4 separate regions of the Mus musculus genome follow, and all the other regions are linked to region 1. Evidence: chromatin loops called from intact Hi-C (ENCODE). Cell type or tissue: heart. All regions are shown on one strand. Links, peaks and the distances in the headings refer to the core of each region. The heading gives the core; the rest is flanking DNA.

Region 1 (6,057 bases), core at 1,651-4,150:
CTTATCAATTCCCAGCCTAACTGTTGCAGTTTTCTAAGAATAACACATTTTAAATTCTCAAGTTTCGCCGGGCATGGTGGTGCACGCCTTTAATCCCAGCACTCAGGAGGCAGAGGCAGGCGGATTTCTGAGTTCGAGGCCAGCATGGTCTACAGAGTGAGTTCCAGGACAGCCAGAGTTACACAGAGAAACCCTGTCTCCAAAAAAAAAAAAAAATCTCAAGTTTCTAACCCCCACCCTACCCTTTTTTTTCTTCTTCTTCTTTTAAACACAGAATCTATGTAGTGCCAGTTGACTGGGCCTGGACTTGCTATATAGACCAGACTGAGAGAGATAAACACATGCCTTTGCCTCCTGCGTTCTGAGATTAAAAGCGTGCACTGACATAGCAGGTCTGTTTCCAAACTCTATGAAGTTTCCATTGCTTAAGATCATAGTAAAGAAAAGCTATTTATGGCCCTCAGCTCTGCCATCCAGTTAGTGAAAGGCAACCAAGGGGCCTACTAGGGTCTAGGAGCCTGGCAATTTTTCTTGTCAGGGATAAGGGAGTTTTCAAGGTAGGGTCTCCCTGTGTAGCTCTGACTATCCTGGAACTTGCTCTGTTCCACCTGTCTCGGCCTCCACAGTGCTTGGGATTAAAGGCACACACACCATTACACACAGTGTGATGGTTTGCATATGCTTGGCCCAGGGAGTGGCACTATTTGGATGTGTGGCCTTGTTAGAGGTGTGTCACTGTGGGAGTGGGATTTTATACCCTAGTCCTAGCTTCCTGGAAGTCAGTCTTCTGTTAGCAGCCTTCAGATGAAGATGTAGAGCTCTCAGCTCCTCCTGCACCATGCCTGCCTGGATGCTGCCATGTTCTCGACTTGATGATAATGGACTGAACCTCTGAACCTGTAAGCCAGCCGCAATTAAATGTTGTCCTTTATAAAACTTGCCTTGGTCATGGTGTCTGTTCACAGCAGTAAAACCCTAACTATGACACCTGACTTCTGGCAGTCTTGAGGTTATGGTAGAACTGTGTGTGAGAGACTGACTTAACATAAATGCCCCTCTCTATGCCTGTTTCCTCTATGATGTGACATGCTGGTCTAGACATGGCCTGTAGGTTCACCATCCACTGCTATTATACAGCCCGAAAGGAGGATTTTTTTTTCTTTTTTACATTTCTAATGAGGAAAACAACCAGCCAACCAACCAACCTCTTGATTCATGACAATTACATAAAAATTATTTCCATTCAGCTTTCAGTATCTATAAATAAAATTATAGTGACACACTGTCTCATATATTGTCTTTGACTTTATTAATGAAACAATTGAACAGCCACCCCAAATCTAAAACACTTACCATTAAAAGTATTGTTTTTTTTTAAATTAAATTTACAACATAAAATATAAATCTATCTACAAGAGTGTGCCAACCCCTGAAGGAGATCATTCTAAATTTTATTCCTAAGCAAATTAATCAATCACATAGAAGGAACTTTACCCAGATGAGGTTCAATAGGCCACACTGATGACCTATAAGAAGTCACGTCTTGAAGAGTTAAGCGGCAAAGTCCACAAGTGCAGAAACCTGACAGCGCCAGGTGAAGTCGTTCTACCTGCCTCCTCCATGGAGGGTGTTGAGCAGAATGGCTGCAGTCGGGGTAAGCCGCACCGGAACTTTAAAGTCGTTTAAAACCTTCCCTCGGCCTCAGTTTCCACCCCTGGAAATGGTACTCACATCACACTCACCTCGCTGGGCTGCGGTGAAGGTGAACGAAAGGACGCACCGAAAGGGATGGCTTCGAGCTGCGGTCACTGTGACCCACCCTAGGCGCCACCGGGCGAGGCTGCGGGAAGCGAGAAGAAGCCAGCGTGGGCAGAAGACCCGCGCCCGTGCCTTCGGGTCTCGAGCCTGGCTTCGGCCCACCGCGCCCGGGAGGAAGGGGAAGAGCGGGTCTTCTCGCGTGGTTCCACCTCCTCGCGCTCACGGGAGCCGTGCGCACACTTAGCAGACACACACAGCCCTTGCTCCCCGGAACTCGACCGGCGTCTCCAGGGCAACGGCCGGAGCTCCCAGACTCCTGCGCGCGACAAACCAACAAGGAACGCTCTCATTGGCTGAAGTGTCAGCCTTATCAGCCAATCGGAGTAGGCTGTTTGGGCGGACCCACGGGTTCGCTGTGCGCTGTGTCTTTGACTCGCGCGCGTGGGAACGCTGCTGCCTGCTGCTGCTGCGCTCCGCTACCTGCAGGACTTAACAGTTTTGTTTTATTTTGCTTTGGTTTTGTTGTTGCTATTGTGTTTTATTTTGGTCTGGTTTGTTTTAAGCAGTGTCTCACTAGTGCAGCCCAAACTAGCTTCGAACTCGTGGCTATCCTCCGGCTTCGGACTCCGGCTTGCTAAGGTTACTGGCCATCACATACTACCACTTGCACGCACGCTTTATGAACGCGAGTTTACAAACTAGAACCCCCCCCCCCCCCATTCACTAAAACAAGCGCATTGCTGCCAAAGACCCGGAGCAGGTGTTCTGACGATAATGATTGGAAACCCAAGCGACACGCAAGCAGAACTAGATAGGGAGCTGGAACTTGTTATGGTGCCCAGGCCTCGCCTCTTCTGCCTGGTCTGGAACTCCGTATTTACAGGCTCTCCGACTCACAAAGATAAGCCTGCCTCTGTCTCCCAAGAGCAGGGATTAGATACATGAACGACTTAGAAACGCAAATGATTTAAAAACCAAAGGGCGGGGGAGCAGACCCGCTTAAGAAACGTGTCAGAGAAGTTTACCGGTTTTTGAGCAGAAAAACCTGATAAGGAGAGGTTAGTATTTTGGGAGTTGATGCAACCCTTTAGGGAGGAGCTCCACACTGCTGGAATCCCTGGTGGCAAAGTATCCCACAAGAATGATTTAAATAACACTAAGGGGCTGCAGAGCCGTCTTGGCAGTTCAGAGCACTGGCTTCTCTTCCAGGGGACCTTGGTTTGAAGACCAGCATTGGCACAGCTCACAACCGGCTGTAATTTCAGTTCAAGAGTTCAAGACGATCTCCAACGCCCTCTTCTGGCTTCTTCTGGAACTGCACAATGTGGTACACAGCCATACATGCAAGCAAAACACTCATACACATAATTTTTTTTAAAAAAAGGTTTGTTTACTTTATGAATGTAAGTACACAATATCTGTATTCAGACACACCAGAAGAGGGCATCGGATCCCATTACAGATGGTTGCAAGCCACCATGTTGGGAATTGAACTCAGGAACTCTGAAAGAACACATTAAAATTTTTTTTTTTTTTTTTTTTTGGTTTTTTGAGACAGGGTTTCTCTGTATAGCCCTGGCTATCCTGGAACTCTGTAGACCAGGCTAGCCTCGAACTCAGAAATCCACCTGCCTCTGCCTCCCAAGTGCTGGGATTAAAGGCGTGTGCCAACACTGCCCAGCTCACATAAAATTTTTAACAATGAATGTTACGGCTTTTTTCCCCCATATTGTAAGAGTTTGAAAACTTATTTAAAGCTGGGCATGGTGGCACACGCCTTTAATCCTAGCACTTGGGAAGCAGAGGCAGAGTGACCAGGTGATCTCTGTGAGTTCCAAGACACCCAGGGTAACACAAGGTAACACAAACCCTGTGTAGAAAAACAAAAACCAAACAACAACAACAAAATGCGGGGGGCGGGGGAGCAAGGCTTGTTTAAAAAGAAAACATTAACAGTAAGAATCATGGTGCATAATTCAATCAGTCTGGTACAAAGAAAACAACCTTATTAATATTCCAAGAGGTTAAAAAATATATTACCAACTTTGACTTCAGAAAAGTATAGACTGGAGGTTGGAGAACACCAACTGGCTCTTCCAGAGGTCCTGAGTTCAATTCCCAGCAACCACATGGTGGCTCACAACCATCTGTAATGGGATCTGATGCCCTCTTCTGGTGTGTCTGAAGACAGCGACAGTGTACCCACATACATAAAAGAAAAAAAAAAAAGTATAGACTGCAAGAGGGTAGAGGAACAGAAAGAAAAATTATTAAAATTGTGTAAACAGTGAGTCTTGGTGGTGAGACTTCTGCCTGTGCACACTCGGGAAGCTGGGGCAGGAGGATCACTTCAAGTTCAAGGCTAGCCTGTTTTACACAACAGATTCAGGTCAGTCAGGGCCACCTAGAAAGAGCCATTCTCAAAACCACAAATATAGCACGAATAGTATAGTATGCTTATTGGATCCAGTTTCCATCACTCGGTTCTTGAAAAATAGACCCCATGCCGGGGTCTACAGGGTAAGGGTTCAAAGGTGAAAGAAATATTGATCATGCCAGAGCCTCAAACAGAACAGAATTGACAGAGAGATAGCTCGGAGCTACCTTGGGGTGGGGAGAACATTTGAGAAGTGAGAGACCTTTCTATGCAAGCCGACAGGTAATATCAGTGTATGTGGTAGGGGTGACAGATTCAATATGGTAAGACTGTTTGTCTTCCATTCCCGCTGAGTTCCCGCTGAGAGGTCCATGTCAGTGCCATCCTCAGGTGTCCTCAGAATTCCAACACCCGCTGGTAGAGAGAAGAGGTTGGCTTATCAGTCTCAGAAACTAAATGAGCTCCAGTCAGCCTCTCAAACTTAGAAGATGCACAGCTTTCTTTCCGCCCTGCTTAGCTGCTTTGTTAGCTTGAAGCAAGCTAGAGTCACCAGGGAAGAGGAACCTCAGCTGAGACAGTGCGCCCATCAGATTCCTCTCTAGGCAAAGTCTATAAAAAGTCTAGAGGGTGTGTTCTTGATTAATAATTGGTGTGGGAAGACCCAGCCCGTTGTGGGAGGTGCCACCACTAGTCAGATGATCCTGGGTTGTGTATGAAAGCAGACAGAAGACTCTTAGGTCAAAATGGCGGGTCAATCTGCTGTTGCAGCATCAAGCAAGTGGCTGGATGGTTTTCGAAAGTGGTATTATAACGCTGCAGGATTCAATAAACTGGGGATAATGCGAGATGCTACACTACATGAAACTGAAGATGTAAAAGAAGCCATAAGAAGGCTTCCTGAGGACCTTTATGACAGGCTGTTTCGAATTAAGAGAGCCTGACTATGAGGCATAGGATCTTGCCTAAGGATCAGTGGACAACATATGAGGAGGACAAATTCTACCTTGAACCCTATCTAAAAGAGGTTATTCGGGAAAGAAAGGAGAGAGAGGAGTGGGGGAAGAAGTGATCTTTTAGATAAGATCTGTGGGTGTGCCTGGTCTCACCATACTTCTACAAAGTTATTTCAATCTGAATCACAATTTAAGAAATATTTGCTCTACCTATGTCTCACTTTAAATAAATGTCTATTGTAAACATGAAAAAGAAACAGAGAAAGAGAGAGAGAAAACGAAAGAAAGAGCAGACAAAAGTTATGTAAAGAAAGCCAGTGTGTTCTGCTAAGACTAGATGTCCCAGGGTAGTGTGGTACCCAGGAAGAGGGGAGAGAAGAAGAGGAGGAGCAAGGGGAGGATAGATTTGGGGTGGAACTGGAAGGAAAAAAAGAAGGGGATGTAGGGAGCCATTCCAGACTTCCTGGTCAGCAAGATGGAAGTCTGCTCCAGGTAGTAAACAAGCCCATGTTTGGTGGATGGCCTGCCCTTAATCCCTGATTGGCTGAGCAAGCTTCCTGGTGAGGTGATGTGACCTGTGGTGATTGGTGGGGGCGTGGTTGTGGCTGGAGTGGAGAGAAAAACACTTGTAACAAGAGAGGCTAGGGGATTTAAAGTAAGTAGCTGCCTGAGTAAACTGCTTAAAGAAGAACCGGTGGTTGGTCTTTCTTGCTGGTCGAGTGGGACACGACAAGGGGACTGTGAAGTGAATTAAACAAACAAACAAAAAAAAAAAAAACGACAAGGGGACTGTGAAGTGAATTAAACAAACAAACAAACAAAAAAACTATTGTTGGAAAAAAGAAAGCCAGTGTCTTAGTTAGGGTTTTATTGCTATGAAGAAGCATCACGACCACAGTAACTCTTATAAAAGATAATATCGGCTGGTGAGATGGTTCAGTGATAAGAGCACTGACTGCTCTTCCTAAG
Region 2 (6,057 bases), core at 1,254-3,753, 86 kb after region 1:
CTTTGCCAAAGACAAGCTCAGCTGCTCAGCAGGTAGTGGCTTCTTTCAGGAAGCTGCAGAAGTGGCAGGATGATAGACTCCACCATAGGTGGGGCTAGCAACCGTGGCAAAACAAGGTCTAACAGCCCTCTCAAGTCTGGGGGAAGGGCACAAAAACCCAGCAGGCCTTCCTGGTCTAATTCTGGGGTCGGCTTCCTTAGGAATAGATTCTGTCATCTAATAAAATGATCTGAGGCTAGTCTCCTGACTGACCTATGGTACTTTTTCAACACGTATAAAGCTGCCTCCTTTTTCATGGATATGAAATGGGAGTTCAGTTTCTCTCCCCTTAATAGCAAGAGCCCAGCCCTCCTAGTTGGAGAATTCTTCCTTTCATAGTTTATGAAATTAGTCATCGGGGGAGGGGGAAGCACGTGTGTGTGTGTGTGTGTGTGTGTGTGTGTGTGTGTGTGTGCAGGACAGAGGACAACTTTTGATTTCCCATTCTACGTGGGTCTCGGTGCCAGCCTGCTCACCTATTGGCTTGGCAAGCCTATCCCTTCCATTGATGTCACTGTCACTTGTGTACCAGCTCCACATTGCTCAGTTACGTATCTAAGTGGCCTATGAGAAAGCATGTCCTCACCCTTTGTTTTCTTTAAGAAATGATCTGGCACTTTTCAATCCTTTGGAATCTCTTCAATGTCAGAATTGGGTTGTCTTATCTACATTAAAAAAACAAAAAGGTTAGACCCCAGCACCTGGGAGGCAGAGGCAAGTGGATCTCTTGTGACGTTGAGGAGCATAGCAAGTCTCAGGCCAGCCAGGGCTACAGAGTGAGACTTTGTCTCAAAAAAACCAAAACCAAAAAGCTTTTGGAATTTTGAATGTGTCTGTAGTGACTCCACAAACCAGACAGAAGAAAGCTTGTTACCCTGACAACATTCCCTTCACCCACAAGTGGGCTGGTCTCTTATTTAATTGGTAATGACCTTCCAGGGCTAGATTTCCCTGGAGAGCTTTTCACATCTCAGACTAAGTGCAGGGCAATCTATACTTCCCCCTTCCTCTATTTCACCCCCTTACGCACATGCACATTTTTTTCTTCCTTGTGTGCGTGATGTCATATTATGTATGGTACCCATGAAGTCATATTTTTTTCTGGGAAATGTCTATTTCTGCCTTATGTAACTATATGCAAATATATGCAAACACACAAATGTGTGTGAATGGATAAAAAATGTGCACTGTCTTGCTTGTCTGAAACACAGTACACATGTGCTCACCCTGCTTGCTTCTCTGTTTTCCTTTGGCTCTTATGTATTTTTAGAAATTAAAAATACATTTTAAGCTGGGCAGTGGCGGCGCACGCCTTTAATCCCAGCACTTGGAGGCAGAGACAGGTGAATTTCTGAGTTCGAGGCCAGCCTGGTCTACAGAGTGAGTTCCAGGACAGCCAGGGCTACACAGAGAAACCCTGTCTCAAAAAACAAAAACAAAACAAAACAAAAAAAAAAAACAAAATTAATATACATATCCTATATTTCAGATGTTTTAAACCCATACATACTTATTTAAAATATACAAATAATAGGCTTTAGAAAGAAAGCCTGCCCATGGGTTGATCCTATCCACACTGTCGACACAAAGGAGAAGCCTCGTCAATGCTTTTCTGTGTCCACAGAGGAATGATAAAAGCTGCACTCTTTCCCCCTTGGCTGTGTGTTTTGCTAGGAAACGACTCCATTGAACCGTTCCTGGGAACCTGGTGTACCACCGCTCTTTTCAGCACACAGCAGTCGTTCAAGCTTTGAAGGAAGAGGAGAAATCTGTCAGTGGATGGAAGTCAACAGCTAAGACACACACCTCAGTTTTGTTTTGAAACAGGGTCTCTCTGTGTAGCTCTGTCCTGCCTGTGCCTCCTGAATGCTGGAACTAAAGGTGTGTGCCACCACAGTTCAGCAGCCTCCTCTCTCTCTCTCTCTCTCTCTCTCTCTCTCTCTCTCTCTCTCTCTCTCTCTCTCGGGAGACTTTTTTGGAACTGGAGTTACAGATCGTTGTGAGCTGGCATATGGGTGCTGGGAATTGAACTTGGGACCTCTGGAGGAACAGCCAGCATTCCTTTTTTGTTTGTTTGTTTTTCGAGACAGGGTTTCTCTGTGTAGCCCTGAAACTCACTCTGTAGACCAGGCTGGCCTCGAACTCAGAAATCCACTTGCCTCTGCCTCCCAAGTGCTGAGATTAAAGGCGTGCGCCACCACTGCCTGGCAACAGCCACCATTCTTAACTGCTGAGCCATCTCTCCAACCCACATACCTTTTTTTGTCCTTCCGTGCCTTGTTTAGTCTTGAGGACACCAACGTTGGTTATTTGTCAGACTGCATGAAGAAGAGATGAGGGGAAAGACTCCTGCTATCTCTTGCCTGGCTACCTTCTCTAGCCTTTCCTCTTTTGGGCTCCTGTAATTGGATGCTTAGAAGAGTACCATCAGCACCACACTGTGAGCTAGCAGATTCCTTCATATTCTCTCCCAAAGCTCTACCCTATTATAATGGAAGAGTCTTCTTCAGTCATAGACTCAGTGCCCCCACCCCCACCCCCTTGGTTGGGAATATGGGGTCAGAACGGGAAACCAAGGGGAGTTGTCACACACAAATTAGCAGCAAATAGGTATCTACCCACAGGGAGTCACTTCCAAAGCCCAGAGCATATTCAGAGGAGGAGAGCACCACCCCCCTCAAGGATGAGGGATGACACCCCCCCTCCCCACCCCCCGCAGAGTCGCTGTGTGGCAGCGTGCCTCCCGCATTAAGGACATTAGACCCAGCTCTTTCCTGGATGGAGGTTTTAACATTAGAATGAAGGAACAGTTTGCCTCTCAGTCCATTAGGGGCACATGTCCCTGTGGGAAGCTTGGAGACCGCTGTTTAGGGGCACAACTGTAAGGAAAACTGTCAGACAGCTTTGAGCCTCAGGGTCCTGGAGGAGAGGGGCATCTTGCTGCCTGCCCTTCCCCCACGACTTTACTGTCCACTCCTTTACCATGGGTTTCCCTTGAGATTCAGCAGCAGAACCCGCCTGTTTTATAAGCAGGATGGGAAAGGGAATGCGTGAAGAATGTAAATTCCAGCACTCTTTTCGCTTCTCTATGGACACGAAGAAAACAGACTGATGGTGGAATCAAACCACTTTTCCTCTGAACTCTTGAGTTAAGAAACCAGGAAAGTTTCTGCTTTCAGAGGAAGGATTCCTGGATGGCTTCCAAGGAGTTCCCACCTGGGTTCCTTCTGGGTGGAAGCTCTGATTTTACATAGCTGTTTTGTTTTGTTTTGTTTTGCTTTGTTTTGTTTTGATGTGCTGAGCTTCCCATCCAGGACTTTTGAGGGCCACTGATGCTCACAGCGGGGAGAGCAGAAGGTTAGAACACCTCTGAGACAGGCCTGTTTTTCTGAGAGGGGCAACTCCTAAGGCAGTCTCAGCCCTAAGCCAGCCTTGGGATGTATCACAGCTGCCTGAATGGCCTCATTCACAGGAGACACAGCTGGGGCCCCTCGTGGGTGGGCAGACACACTTCAGGAAAATGGGACCGGACCATTCAGCAGGTGGGGTGGAGGTGGGCAGCGGGGAGCAATGGAGAAGAGGGTGGGGTGAGGTAAGAAAGAAGCCAGAGCTGGACAGCCCCCAAAGGAGGGACAGAAAATTTCCCCATCGTTTCATGACCAAGGTGGTACCATAGTGCTGAGGGCAAACTAGCTCTGCCTATTGTGAGCCCAAGGTGGACTGATGGTCTCAGAAAATATCTGCAATTAACCAAGACCTAGGGCTTTGGATGGATAAACGAACTCTCCCCCCCCCCACCCCCCACGGCGCTTCTCTGTCCTGGAACTCGCGTAGTCCAGGCTGGCCTCGAACTCAGAGAGATCCGCCTGCCTGCCTCTGCGTCTGCAGTGCTTGGTTAAAGGCCCATGCTGTAACAACAAGGTTCAGATGAAAGCACTCTTAAGGCAAAAACACAACCCAGTGGGAAAAGAACCCTCAAAAATGATGAGAAAAACGTCTGGCCACCCTCTGAATAGGTCCCGCCCCGCCCCCTCCCCCTCATACTCCTCAAACCTAGAGAAAGACCAGAGCCTGTTGCTATGAATGACAAGCAAGTTCCCCCAAATGACAAAATGAGGATGGGAAGGCCTCCTGTTCCTTGCCTAGCTGGGCCACTCCCCTCTGAGAGGCCAGTAGAGCCCTAGGGAGTGACACCCCTCTCTTGAGTAAGCAGTTTTATGAGTTTCACACATAGCATAGAAAAGGCTGAAAATGGCCTGAACTTGTCATTAGGTTAAGTTGTTGTAAAAATGTCAAGATATTCTTTTCCCAGAATTGGCCTCTGTTCCTTAAGTTTACTCACTAAGAGAGATAGTCTCCGGTCCTTAAGTCTGGCCCCGTAATGCAGTTAAAGGTTAACCAATGATAAACTGCCAGCCCTAAACTGGGACTGAGAAGTGCTCTAAAAAATGTATAAAAGGTGTGTGCTTTAGCTACGCGGGGTCGCTTCCATCCTGATTTCAGGACAACCCCAGCATGCTGGATCAATAAACCTCTTGCGCTTTGCATCGATCTTCGACTCTGCGTCCCTGTGAGTGGCATCCCGGACGTAAGGCTTTTCCGGTCTTACAAAATCTTAACTGTGGCCTGTCCTGCATGGGGGGTGGTGGTGGGGGTGGTGGTGGGGGACAAAAAGCGATCTGCAGGCACCACAGTAGACTTTTTTTTTTTTTACTTAAAAGTATGTAGTATGATTTTCCTAGGAAGACGGAAAAGAAACATTATTCACCCCCTAATAATGAGGGCCCTAGCAAATCAAAGATTCTGACAAATCTACCTTGGCAAAATAAGATTACTTATAATGGCACGGGCTGGCATGGGCACCGGAACTCCAAGCTTTTTTGTTTTTGTTTTCTCTGTATAGGACAGGGTTTCTCTGTATGGCCCTGGCTGTCCTGGAACTCACTTTGTAGACCAGGCTGGCCTCGAACTCAGAAATCCGCCTGCCTCTGCCTCCCGAGTGCTGAGATTAAAGGCCGAGTGCTGGGATCACGCCCGGCTTGCTTTTTTTTTTTTTTTTTTTTTAATGTGATTGTCCTACACCCAGAGCAAAATGATATCTGGGTTCAGAGCGCCACCTAGTGTTAGCTCATCAGAGGTGGCTCACTAGAGGCATTGAGAGGACAAAAGGCAAAGATACATTGTGACCGGAAAGTTGGCCTATTGTGCAGCAGTCGGGCGCACAGAAAAACTGAGCATCTGGCTAAAAGATGGAGTCACTCTGGTCAAGTCTTAGACAAGTGTAAAGTGCTACTTGTAGAGAAAGCTGGAGTTGAGCGGACGTGTGTGATGTGCGTGAATTTAGGCCTTCTCTGGAGAAATCTGAGAGAAGGGTCACCCTGGGGTGGGAGGGAAGTGGCAGAAGAGAACTCTTTTGGCATTCGAATTTGGGCCACCTAAACCTATATTACCTGCTAATGTGAGAAGGGAGTCCTCCAGGGATGACCCCCTCCCCCAATACATTACCCAATCCCAGGTGACGGTCAGGCCTAAACACATGTACATATGAGCCCACACTGAAGGTTGTATTTTATAAATAGATACAAATATATTCACATGTTTATAAATATATATATGTACATCTATCCCTCCTCTGAGAACTGACAGGTTCCACTCATAGAACAGTCTAAGTACTTTAACAGCCCGACCTAGACCCAGCCCTACAGAGTAAAAAGCCCAAGCTCAGGACTTGTAATCCCACCAATCCCCACCCTGGACATCTTGGCCCCACCCCCGCCCCGCCCCGCCCCCAAATGCTTTATAAACCCTGTCTTCTGCTCAGTTCTCTGCACCTTCTGAGCAGTGGCAGGCACGGGCCTGGGTTTTTTCCTCCCAATCTGTGTGAGGTTTTTTTGTGGGGTGACTCTGTGGTAATCCTTGGCTCTCAAATGCCAGGACACCTTTCCCCTCAGAGTTATAACACAGTATATGTGTGTAGGCAATAATAACTAAAGGACCATAGAATTGAGGGGTAACCTT
Region 3 (6,057 bases), core at 367-2,866, 67 kb after region 1:
GAGGGCGTCAGATCTTGTTACGGATGGTTGTGAGCCACCATGTGGTTGCTGGGACTTGAACACTGGACCTTTGGAAGAGCAGTCGGGTACTCTTACCCACTGAACCATCTCACCAGCCCAACCTCTTAATTCTTAATGTTAAATCCTTTCTGTTGTGTGTTCTCACCCATGGACACACTTGGAGGCTTACATAACAATGTAAATAAATCAGGTTTGTTGTTACTTGTAAACTATCTGAGGAGATAAAAATGTTTGCCCAAAGACATCTTATTTATTCTTACACTTCAATGACTAATTCTTGTAAAACACCATCTACCTCCCTGAATGGCTTGTTATGATCATTTTTTTTGCCCGTGTAATAATTTTATGTGGATTGTTATGTGACTTTTCTATGATTAACCATAATGTTTCACGGAGTCATAATTTGATTCCATGCATATTATAGGACAGTATAATAAAACCAATTAACGAGCTGGGCGTGGTGGCGCACACCTTTAGTCCCAGCACTCGGGAGGCAGAGGCAGGTGGATTTCTGAGTTCGAGGACAGCATGATCTACAAAGTGAGTTCCAGGACAGCCAGAGAAACCCTGTCTCAAAACAAACAAAAAAACCAATAGCTCTTTATTCCTTAAACTATTCAGACTCTTTATTATAATAAAACACAGATGTCTACCAACTTTTGATTGGTTTCTTTGGGTGTGTTACTGTTTTTTTTTTTTTAAAGCATCTTTTATATATTATTGATTTGGGTCTCCTATAGGTTGTGTATACTGTACCTTAAGAGAAGCATGCTAAGGATAGCTGGTGTTCCTTTTAAAGCTTCTCTCAGAGTCAGAGAGGGAGCCAGGATAAAAGACTGGGGCAAAAAGAAACGTTAAGAAAAAAAAGGAAAGGGGTTGGTGAGATGTCTCAGTGGGTAAGAGCACCCGACTGCTCTTCCAAAGGTCCGAAGTTCAAATCCCAGCAACCACATTGTGGCTCACAACCACCCGTAATGAGAGTCTGAAGACAGCTACAGTGTACTTACATATAATAAATAAATAAATAAATATTTTTTAAAAAAAAGAAAAAAAAGGAAAGAAAAAACACAAAATGAGTCTTTATTGCTGGTCAGACCACTCAAGGAATCCTAGCAATTCGAAGCTGCATGCTGGCATGGACCTCCGGAGGGGGTACTGGTAACATTTTCTTGGCTGCCTGTCCCAGGATGCTCAGGATGGTGCTATGAGCCTCCTGACACAGCTCAGCACCCAAGAACGCCTCCACCCTCTCTCGCCATGCTGTCAGCTGAGGCCGTCCCTCAAACAGGTTATAGCCAAGAGCCACGGGCTGTAGAGACAAAGATGGGAAAGTCGAAGAGATACCGAGGGTCCCATTGCAGGCAACACAAGCATCATAGACACAGCCCCATGGGAGGTCTGGGGCACTGTGATCAGATCCAGGACCTGACAGCAGCCAGAAGCTGCCCCCCACCCCACTCCCCACTTCCCACCTAGACAGGAAACAAATCACACAAAGTTCCCCTCTATGGTTCTGGCTTTTCCCAGACCACAGTGCTTTGGACTTGGGGAAGTAGCAAAAAGAAGAGTCCGCCCTTAGCTACTACTACCCCATCTGCTGGTCTCCTACCTGCATCAACTCCTCCAGAGACATGAGATCCGCTAGCGTCACCTGCTGGCCAACAAGGAAGGCCCTGTCCCTGAGGAACTTGTCCTCCAGCTGTTGCAGAACCAGGACCATTCTATCTCTGTTCCGTTCCACCTTCTCCTGGGGAACCTGGACCCCAATGAGTGGCCCCAACACCTGGCAGAACGACAGAAGAGCTCAATCTATAAATAAGCCTGACTCTTACTGGGTGCCCAAGGTTCAGCCCCTCCCCAGAGGACCCTGGATACCTTGGTCCATAGGAGCACTCCGAAAGTACCACGGATGTTGTCGGCATGCCAGCCCAGGTATTCGTGGACTTGGGCACGGGCCTGTAGGTCGGCCGGGTACCAGTGGTCTGCCACCTGGTACTTGGAACTCAGGTAAATCAAGATGGCTGTGCTGGGAATCATAGAAGAGGGGCTATATGGACCATGGGAAGAGGGGATTTAAGGACCTTGGCTGTTTCCCATCCCTTGGCGGGGCCTTCAGAATTCTCACATTTGAAGTACTTCCCTCTGGTCTCACCACCTATCTCTCCATGACTCTTGCCTGTCCCCAGAGCCTTTCTTCTCTGCAATGTTGTGCATGGTGAAACCCAGAGACACACACAGACACACACAGACAGACACCAGCAAGAGCTCTGCCCCTCTCCAGGTCGCCTCTTTTTTTGATGTCGTGGACACTGACCCCTGGCCAGACCTTTTTCTCTCCGCCTTTCTTTTTTGGTGGTGGTTGTTGTTGTTTTGTGGGTTTTTTTTTGTTGTTGTTTTGTTTTGTTTTTTAGCTCTCTGACACTAGACTCTAATGGGAGAACCAAACAGTCTGTGAGCCCTGACCCTTTCATTGGTCTCCGGGGCCAAGCTTTGGCGGATTAAACAGGACATCTAGGAAGTTAGGAGAAGCCCTTCCTAGTCCTTTGTTGAATCTACATTTTTTTTTCCCTAACCCTTGACAATCGTCCCCTTGTCGCCTTCCAATACCCCTCAATCAGGATAGGGAGGCCTGGAGGGGGAGGGGGGGAGTCCAGCAGATGAAACAGGACAGAAGCAAGGGACATGCTGGATCAGCCCTCTAGTCTTCCAGGACCCCTTCCCACAGAGTCTGCTCTAGCCAGGCCCCCTCACAGCCTAGGGTCGGAGTCGGCCAGGGCCCCGCCCCGCACCCCACTCCAACGGAAGTGGGGCGGCCAAAGGGAGCCGGAGGAGGTAGTGAGGGCTCTGGGTATATTTACAGCTGCACCTTTCGGTCAACACGAAGCTTCCGTCTTTGAGTACAGGAACTTTGTTTAAGCAGTTCACCTGGGAGAATTGCTCGCTCATGTGCTGCCCTGGGAAGGAAGAAGCCAGAAAATGCGTGCAAGGACTCAAGCAGTATTCCTATTTTCCCCTTTCTCTTTGCAACCAGAGCAAGGTCGAAACGGCCAAAATCCGGATGGGCCGGGAACCAGAGGCACAGAGGTGGCTCAGCTATGTGTCTCTTCCCTGCAAAGTCTCCGGAATTTTGTGAATCTAAACACTGCGTGCCTTCAAAGCAGAAACTGTAGGAATCTTTCATTTTTCTCCCCACGTCCCAGGACAAAAAGTCTCTCTTGTCAGAGCGGAAGTTACGTTTAAAGAGGGCTCTGAACTGACTAAGACCACTCCAAAGAGAGCAGAGCATTCCTTGGTGGACGGCGCTGGGGGTGGGGGGGGTCAGATGATGGGGAGATTGTACCCAGGCAGAATGTGAAGGACTGACATGGTCTAGGGGTAAATGTGCCAACCTTTGAGTATATCCACGGTACGCGTCTGGAAGGGGATGCCATTCTTCTTGGCGAAGATGTAGACAGCGCGGCTGGGTTGTGACAGCAGGTCCAGGTAGAGCTCCAAGCCCATTGCCGGTAGCGACACAAGATGGTGTGCCGACTGCGTTCGATAACAGCAAGCTGGGGTCCAGCACAGCCTCAGTTGGCCAAGCCAAACGATTTCCTCCTCTGGATAGCTGACACCTGCTGATCTTGGGGAGGGAGACGCTTTGGAGGACTTTATACCAAAAGCAGGGCTGAGGTGCGCGCGCACTCAGACTGACTTATGCGATTTGCTCCAGCGGACCGTGGAGCCAGGAATCCAGCCCAGGACCTTAGTCTCACCCGGACGCGGAAATGGCCTAGCTGGGCTTTCGTGGACCCAACTCAGAGTTCTGTGGACGTAGTCGTTTGCGGGGAACTAGACCGCTCAGCTCCTAGCTCTCAGTTACTGCAGGAGGGGATCTTAGAGGCTGATCGCTGATCCTTCTTTAACGGGTGAAGCTTGTTGCAGGCTGCTAGAAACTTTGCCTTAAGGAAGAACTGTGGTTGGTCCAGCTGCCCCGTGCAAAACAGGTCGTCTAAGAACACTGGACCTCCCCAGATCTGTGAGGCTGGGCAGCAAAGCTTGAAGGAGTCACAGGACCACCTCTCTCGCCCGCCTCCAACACTCTCCACGGTAGCATCTTCCGATGGGGAAAAGAGGTGCCCATTATCACTGGCTTTATCTGAATCTTTTAGAGTAGCTATAGCCCGTGGGCCATATCGGGCACCAGAATGTTTCCCTGGGCGTTTTTCTTTTTTTCTTTTTTCTTTCTTTCTTTCTTTCTTTTTTTTTTTTTTTTTTTTTTTTTTTTGACATTGAGGGGTAGGGGTCTTGCTATAGCACAGGCTGGCCTCAAACCCTTCTGCTCCATTGATTCTCCTGTCTTAGTTTCCTGAATGTCTGGGACTCCCAGGTGAGACCTATCCTGCCTGGCTTTCCAGGGAATTTATGTTTGTTTGATTCATTTGGTTGGCTATTTTTTGTTTTGTTTTGTTTTGTTTTGTTTGAAACAGGGACTCATATAGTCCAGGTTGGCCTCAAATTCGACTTCATTTTCCAAGTGCTTAGGACTACAGGCATTTGCCATAGAACCAGTCTTACCCTGTGAGTTGATAGCTAGGAGCTGTGGTAGCCAGTAGGCTCAAACCGAGCTCTCTCAAGTGGCCCCTCCCCTCGCCCCTCCCACCGCCAGAACCGTCTGAAGCCAAATTGCCCTTTTACCTAAATAAGCTGGTGTTGTTTTTTGAGGAAAAGGATTCTGAAAAACACAAAGCTGTCCCCAGAGGAGCTTCTTCTGCAGCCCTGCACCGCACGTGGCTCTGCTCGTGCAAATTCGGTAGGGAGAGCATGTGATCCAAGATGACTGTACCCACCCAAGCCCTCTGATGTGATTGGCCCCTAGAAGTCTCCTGGCCTTGTTTATTTCACGTGCTTCCCCTAGGTCAGACATCCTCTCTCACGGGATCAGATATGGCTCTTGAATGGATGGACCCCTGAATCCCGCCCCGAAACACCCCCCCCCCCCCCCCCCCGGCTTTCACCCTGCAGACTCAGGTACCTGCTTCGCTACTCTCCGGAGAGTCCCCTCCCACACTGGCAAGGAACTGGTTTGGCTGCCTCACTCCCCTCTTCCATCTCATCCTCTCTTCCGGCTTCTTAACCCCTCCCCCCCCCCAAAAAAAGGGCTTCCTTGAATCTTGACAAAAATACCCCTTTTTTTTTTTTTTTTTTTTTGCTACCCTCCCTTTTTGACTGGTAATAGTTTTCATCTTGATTGTCAGATACCTAAAGCCAGAGTGAGTGGTAGTTTGAATGAGAAATGCCCGCCCCCGCCCCACCTCCCCACAGCCCATAGTTTCCTGCGTTTGAACCTAGTGTATGAACAGACCCCAGCTGGTGGTCTGTTTTGTGTGGGTTATGTAGCTTTTAGGTTGTGGCACCTTGCTTGCTACAGGAAGTATGTTGCTCATGGCAGTGGGGTTTGGCAGTTTATACCCTGGGCCACCTAGGGGGAGCCTATCTGACAAACAGGACAAAGAAAATCAGTAGCTAGAACCTGGTTTCATGACACAGCATTTGTTTAGCATCAGTGAACCTAGCCCTGGATTCAACCCTCCACACCACAAAACAAACAAAAAAACTGAAGAGAAGCCAAGGTTCACAAATCACACCGAACGGTGGTTACTGAAGTGGTGGGAATAAAAGTTGGAATGGCTGACTGCCAGAGAATAGTTAGTCTTCAAACGTGTTGACCTCATTCTGTGGAAACAGCTAATTTGTTTGAGGAAATTTTGTTGTTATTCATTGAGACAGGGTCTGTCTATATAGGCTGGCTGTCAGGGAACTAACTATGTAGAACAGGCTAACTCTGAACTCACAGAGATCCTCTTGCTTCAATCCTGGAATTAAAGGTGTGTACCACCATCCTGGCCTCTGGCTAGGTTTTCTTAGCTCTTCTCATCTTTTAAATTATTATTGTTACATACATATGTGTGTATGTGCACAGATTATATAAACCTGCTAGCTCTATTTTTTTGTTTGTACATATAAACTCAAGGCTGACAGTTCTGCATTGGACAA
Region 4 (6,057 bases), core at 3,546-6,045, 63 kb after region 1:
AAACATTTTTATTTTAAAATTATATATATCAAGAGGAGTACATGAGTAAGTATAGTAGAATCATTTTAAGCTTAACCCCAACTTTCTTACAAATAAATGAGACTCACATTTTATTTGGCTTTGACAGTTGGGGGGGGGTGTAGCAAACCTCTGATCTAATCTCCTAACTGATGGCCTGGCTACCTCCCCCATTGGTGTACCCCGAGATTCTTGCTGTTTCTCCTGGCCATGTGCTCATTGTCTATCTCCCCTCATGGCAGCTTCCTCTCTGTCTCTTCCTCCTTTCCCTTTGGTCTCTCTCCTCTGACCAGATCACACCAAACCCACCTACCTCTACTCCCTCCATAAAATTGGCTGTAGCCATTTTTATTTAATCAATAGTTTCAAATCAAGGATCAAAGTTTGCACCACAAAAGCTTGTAAACCTGAGAAGTCACTCATAGGTCTAGACCGTCCTGTAGAGAATTTAGCATCACAAGACATAACAACAGTCCAAACCTCAACAGATGAGATACCTAGTGTAAGACCCTAAGGCCTTAGTATTGAGTGCGCAACTCCCGAAACACAACTTGACAATAGATCGCTGCAATGGCAAGAGGTTTATTGTTCCGACACATGTTGGGTTGCTCAGCCTCAGGGAGACTCAACCCCATATTCAAAAAGCACAGTTCTTTTATACTCTTTTTATGGTGGGTTATTATGATTGGTCAGCAAAGCAACAGTCTGTTTTAAACTTATGAATCAACTATTAACGTCACAGTTATTAATGCAGGCTATTAGCATCACGGGGATTCTAGCGACAAGGTCAGGGTAGTTTGTGGTTTTTCTCAGAATTCAGTGTGGGGTAGGGTAGGGGAATTTTTCTGAGAACTGTTATTTTTGTTATGGTTATTTTTCTGAGAACAGCTCATCTTGTCTTGGCAGCTGTAGGCTTAGTCATTTTGACCATTAAAACTGTACAGTTTGGAAAGTCCCTTCAGAAAGGAAGAGGCTGGGTGGCCTTGATGGAAAGTCCCTTCAGAGGGGGAAGGGGATGGGTGGTCTCGAACTTATTTTGGATTCTACACTGGGGAATCCAGAAGTCAGCACTGGTTCCCCTAGAGCTGGAGTTACAGGTGGTTGTGAACTAGCCAACAGGAACTGAACTCTGCTCCGCTGCAAAAGCAATAAACACCACCAAGTGCTGAACCGTCTCTCCCAATCTCCCTTTTTCTTTATAAGTTAACTGTCTAGGGTATTTAGTTACAGTGATAGAAGCTAAAATACTGGAGGAATTCAGGGAAAAAAGGTGCAACATCAAGGATGCTCAGAGTGTGGCCCACCAGACTCTACCATGCAGAAGCCCAGAAATGCCCTGGCCTTGATTAAAGCAACATAGATCATACTGTGCACCTCGGCAGCTATGGAAGAAGGCTAATAGGGATCCATGATGAAGCCACAATGTGGCTTTAGGCTACATGGTCATATTAACTAATTTCCTCTTTGCAGCAATAAATTCTTGAGCAAACAAGATAGGGAAGAAGGAAAAGTTAATTTGATCTCATAGCCCAGCATGGTGGAAATCTAGGGAGGGGAGAGTGGGCAGGCAGTGTCTTGAGGGAGCTGGTTATATTGCTTCTGAGGTCAGAAACAAGATAGTTGTAAATGCTACTGTTCAAGTCACATTTATTGTCATCCAGTCTGGGACTCAGGACTGAAGAATAACACTACCCACTTTCTTTCTTTCTTTCTTTCTTTCTTTCTTTCTTTCTTTCTTTCTTTCTTTCTTTCTTTCTTTCTTTCTTTCTGTTGTTGTTTTTGAGACAGGGTTTCACTGTATAGCCCTGGCTGTCCTGGAACTCACTCTCTAGAACCAGGCTGGCCGCTAACTCAAAAATCTGCCTGCCTCTGCCTCCCAAGTGCTGAGATTAAAGGCATGTACCACCCGTGTCTGGTGACACTACCCACTTTCAAGTGGGTCTTCCCACTTGATTGAACTCAGTCAAGAAAATCCCTCACAGGCATGGCCTGAGACCTGTCCCCTAGGTAACTCTAGATCTTGTCAAGTTGATAAGGACAAAAATCTTGGAAGATGCCCTGTCTTCCTAGGTCTCACTTCCCCAGAACGACATGTGGATCAGGAGAGAATTCAGAGTATGTCTGTAACAGTACCATGCATGGCAGAAAGCAAGGTACTTCTGAAGCTGCTGTTCCAGCTTCTATACCAGTGGAGGTTCCCACCAAGCCTATGGTTTCTCTGTGGCTGTCGTATGAACTTAGGGATATCCTGAACTTCTCCAGCTCCCAGCATGATCTGACTATGGGTCTAACAGCCAGCTGAGGTCTAGCTTTAAAGAGACTATACTTCAGGCCATGGCTGCTGGCAGGTGGGTATGAAGGCCTCTCTTACATTCAATCTATGAATACCACTATACCTACCAGGGAGACCTACTCAGTAGCCAGGAAGGTTCTTGCTGCTTGAGCCACTTATATAGTTGTTGCGGAGCTGAACTCAGCCTTCTCACTAGCTGTTGAACATGCACAGCACCCGAGGCTTCCTCAGTGAGAAAGACCCAAGAGACTAGGCTAAGAGAGCAGTTCACCCTGGGTACTCACAAGTTTCCTTGACCCTATCTGCCTGTCTTCCTCACTACCAACAATCAGTGATGTGCGTTGGGATCTTCTGAGGATCCTTGGAGGAAAGTTTTCTGTGATTGATTGATGATGTCTATTCAGGGCAAGGAATGGAAGGCAGTCAGTATATGTTCCAACTGGTACCCTCCATCACTTGCAGTCCTGGCCCTTGCACCAGTCTGTAGGACACTGTTGAGGAGGCCTGATGGTTTATAAATGCGTAGCCCAGGGAGTGGCACTGTTGGGAGGTGTGGCCTTGTGGGTGTGGGCTTTAATACCCTTGTCCTAGGTGCCTGGAAGTCAGTCTTCCACTAGCAGCCTTCAGATGAAGATGTAGAACTCTCAGCTCCGTCTGCACCATGCCTGCCTGGACACTGCCATGCTCTCACTTTGATGATAATGGAATGAACCTCTGAATCTATAAGCCAGCCCCAATTAAATGTTCTGCTCTTCCAGAGGTCCTGAGTTCAATTCCCAGCAACCACACGGTGGTTCGCAACCATGTGTAATGGGATCTGATGTCTTCTTCTGGTGGTTCTGAAAAAGGCCTCAGTGTGCTCATATAGATAAAATAGATAAATTGAAGAGAAGAAGAGGAAGAAGGGGAGGCTTATTCTGGCTCACAATTTGAGAGTGAAGTTGGAGACTATAGAGGCCAGGTGGCAGGGATAGGAACACCCAGTTTCATTGTCGCCACAGCCAAAGCAGAAAGAGATAAATCCTCGCATTCTTCTTTTCTCACTGTCTTGGATCCTATCCGATGAGATCAAGGCACGCATATTTAGGAAATCCCTTTACAGACTCGCCAAGAGCCAGTGTTTCCTAGATATTTCTAAATCCAGTCAAGCTGACGAGATTAACCGTCAAACAGAAAGGGAGTTGGGACTTTGTTTGCCAACACTGATCTTTTACTCACACCTGAACATTTAACCAGGTTCTCCACGGCTCTGCCATCAGGGAAGGAGCCCCGCAACTGCTTCCTGTCTGTGCCGCATCTTTATTTGCTCCACTTCCGGCCTCCCAGGAAAGGCTCACTGCCATTAAAGGTCTCCTCCTGCTTCCTCCCTGGACCATGTTTCGGCAGGCATTTCCTTCTGCAGGGACCCAGGTCTGCCCTCTGTCTGGGCCTCACTCATCCCTGTTAGCATCTCCACTCCACACGAGGGAAGCAGCCCTACCCTGTGGGCTAGCATCACGGAAATGTCTGAAGTTCAAGTCTGGTCACTTTGCCCCTCCGTGCGGTACTCTCTCCATGTGCTCACCATGGTCACACCCCCTAGGCCTATTTTGGCCTGGGCACTTCTGTTGTGGTGTGGAGGGGTAAGCTATGGGCAGCAGAGTCACTGTGGACCTGGAGGACAACTCCTGTGTGCAAGGGGAGCCAGGGTTTGGCTTCCATACTGGAAGATGCTGATTGAGTAGGGTGTGGGGTTGGCTGCAAGCCTGAGTCACCCAGGCCTTCCTGGGCTCCTAGCCAAGACCTCCTAGGAAGTTGGCAGGACCCCATTCTGAAACCTGAGGAAGTAAGAGTCATTCTCTGGACCTGACACACAGAGTTTGGCCATGCTTATCACAGGCTCTGAAGCCAACCAGTAGTTAGGACTGTGGGAGATGGATACCCCCAACACACGCGTAGGCACGCTCACACACACACACACACACACACACACAAATTCATACTGTGTGCAGATGACATCTTCCATGGTTTCAGGAACAGCTCATGGCTCAACTGGATGAGTGAAGTCCCCTCCACACACACCCTTTTGTCACTCTGACTGTGTCAAGCAAGATCACTGTGCCAGCTACTTTATGCCAACTTGACACAAGCTAGAGTCATCAGAGAGGAAGGAGCCTCACTTGAGAAAATGCTCCATAAGATCCAATCAGGGTGTAGGCAAGCCTAAAGCACATTTTCTTCATTAGTGATTGATGGGGGGAGGCCCAGCCCACTATAGGTGGGGGTATCTCTGAGCCGGAGGTCCTGGGTTCTATAAGAAAGCAGGCTGAGCAAACCAGTGAGCAGCATTCACTCTGTGGCCTTGGCCTCTGCACTAGTTCCTGCCTTCAGGTCCCTGCTCTGTTTGAGTTCCTGTCCTGAACTCCTATGATATGGAAATGCAAACTGAATAAACTTTCCCATGACCTTGCTTTTTGATCATGGTGTTTCATCACAGCAATAGAAATCCTAAGACAGTCACTGTGATCAAGTAACAGGATGTGGCTGCTGTCCCTGGAATGAGGAACTAGGACACAGGTGCAGGGCTGAATCTTGGCTAGGACCTAGCTTCTCTCCAAGGATAGGCTCTGCTCTGGAAGCCATAGGGAACACAACCAACTTGCTGTTCCAAAGTGGAGGAGGAGGGCCTGGGCTAGGAGCCAGAGTTGGCCTATAGCCCAGGCAAACAGAATCTGTCTCATGAAGGCAAGTAGGCCCAACAGAGCAAGGGGTCACCCACTAAGGCCTGGGGTAGGAATCTGGGCTCTGGTCTGACATGCTCAAATGTGCCAGAATCCCCTGGCCCACACTGCCAGGAGCTGTCTCTGATTCATCAACCCAGGCAAGCTCCCCATTGCTTGAGAACCCATGCCCTCTCCACAGTACACAGTTCACTGACTTCCTGAGAAGAGGTTCTGTTCAACCAGATAGGTCAGTGATTGGCAGACCAAAGAAATGATTCTACCCAAGTCTAGCTTAAGCTTGGTGGGGAATGGGTTTCCTGGGGTTACTCGCAGGAGCATGAATAACACAATAGCCATGGCGTTACTCAAAGGCCCATCAGTCTTAGGGTTTCTATTATTGCAATGAAACACCCTGAACAAAAATCAAGTTGGGGGGAGGGGAGGGTGTATTTGGCTTACACTTCCACATCATGGCTCATCACCAAAGGAAGTTGGGACAAGGACTCAGGACAGAAACTCAAACAGGGCAGGAACCTGGAGTCAGGAGCTGATGCAGAGGCCATGGAGGAGCATCATCAATATAGTATACCAATGTGATATTTTGTGGAAGAAACAGATGATCAAGATACCTTGTAAGTTATGACATAGGGTAGGAGAGCTAATTTATCCTTAAGGCAAGCCTGTAAAGGTGTACTGCTGGTCTTGCCAACTGAAAGCAAATTGCTTCTAGAGATCTTTATGGACAACTACCAGAAAAGGGGTGGGGGGGGGGCATTTGCTAAACAAACAGCTGTATACCAGGTACCAGGAGAGGTGGTAACTTGCTCAAATAAGAACACTACATCTGGTACAGCAGCTGTAGTCGGAGTTACTACCTGATTTAGTTTTCAATAGTCAACTGTCATTCTCTATGATTCATCTGTCTTCTGCACTGGCCAGATAGGAGAGTTAAAGGGAGATGTGGTGGGAACCACCACCTCTGCATCTTTCAAGTCCTTGAAGGTGGCACTAATTTATGCAGTTCCTCCAAGGCATGTGATACTG

The links. Hi-C counts contacts between places; a loop is a spot of excess contacts. Peaks named below come from ENCODE experiments on the same cell type or tissue, not always from the same donor. Only the 100,000 strongest peaks of a DNase experiment are listed, where the experiment ranks them.
Region 2: it touches region 1 in a loop (3-fold over the local background); 10 of 42 quality-filtered maps call a loop at or near these places.
Region 3: a loop joins it to region 1, with 2.7 times the contacts of the local background. A loop is called at or near these places in 23 of 42 quality-filtered maps.
Region 4: it touches region 1 in a loop (5-fold over the local background); 23 of 42 quality-filtered maps call a loop at or near these places.

What each region holds. Positions count from the first base shown.
Region 1 is chr10:75,762,283-75,768,339 of GRCm38, forward strand. Cabin1 (calcineurin binding protein 1) reads right to left here and starts at 2,075. Exons shown (of 37, transcript NM_172549.3): 1 at 1,743-2,075. It also overlaps the pseudogene Gm19326. In heart, for the core only: CTCF peaks have their summits at 2,230, 3,081 (motif pointing left) and 3,932 (motif pointing left); DNase peaks (open chromatin) are centred at 2,109 and 2,969; H3K4me3 peaks cover 1,528 bases; H3K27ac peaks cover 1,403 bases.
Region 2 is chr10:75,848,499-75,854,555 of GRCm38, forward strand. No RefSeq gene overlaps it. Among named protein-coding and RNA genes, the nearest start is that of Mif, 8.8 kb to the right of the region's middle. In heart, for the core only: no CTCF peak of the experiment used is centred there; no DNase peak of the experiment used is centred there; H3K27me3 peaks cover 341 bases.
Region 3 is chr10:75,830,765-75,836,821 of GRCm38, forward strand. It overlaps Gstt2 (glutathione S-transferase, theta 2), which reads right to left and starts at 4,117. Exons shown (of 5, transcript NM_010361.2): 1 at 3,411-4,117; 2 at 2,888-2,975; 3 at 1,897-2,047; 4 at 1,631-1,804; 5 at 1,081-1,330. The coding sequence starts at 3,522. The coding sequence ends at 1,121. In heart, for the core only: a CTCF peak has its summit at 1,668 (motif pointing left); DNase peaks (open chromatin) are centred at 1,667 and 2,787; H3K4me3 peaks cover 249 bases; H3K27ac peaks cover 248 bases; H3K27me3 peaks cover 430 bases.
Region 4 is chr10:75,823,763-75,829,819 of GRCm38, forward strand. No RefSeq gene overlaps it. Among named protein-coding and RNA genes, the nearest start is that of Gstt4, 4.2 kb to the left of the region's middle. In heart, for the core only: no CTCF peak of the experiment used is centred there; DNase peaks (open chromatin) are centred at 4,029 and 4,979.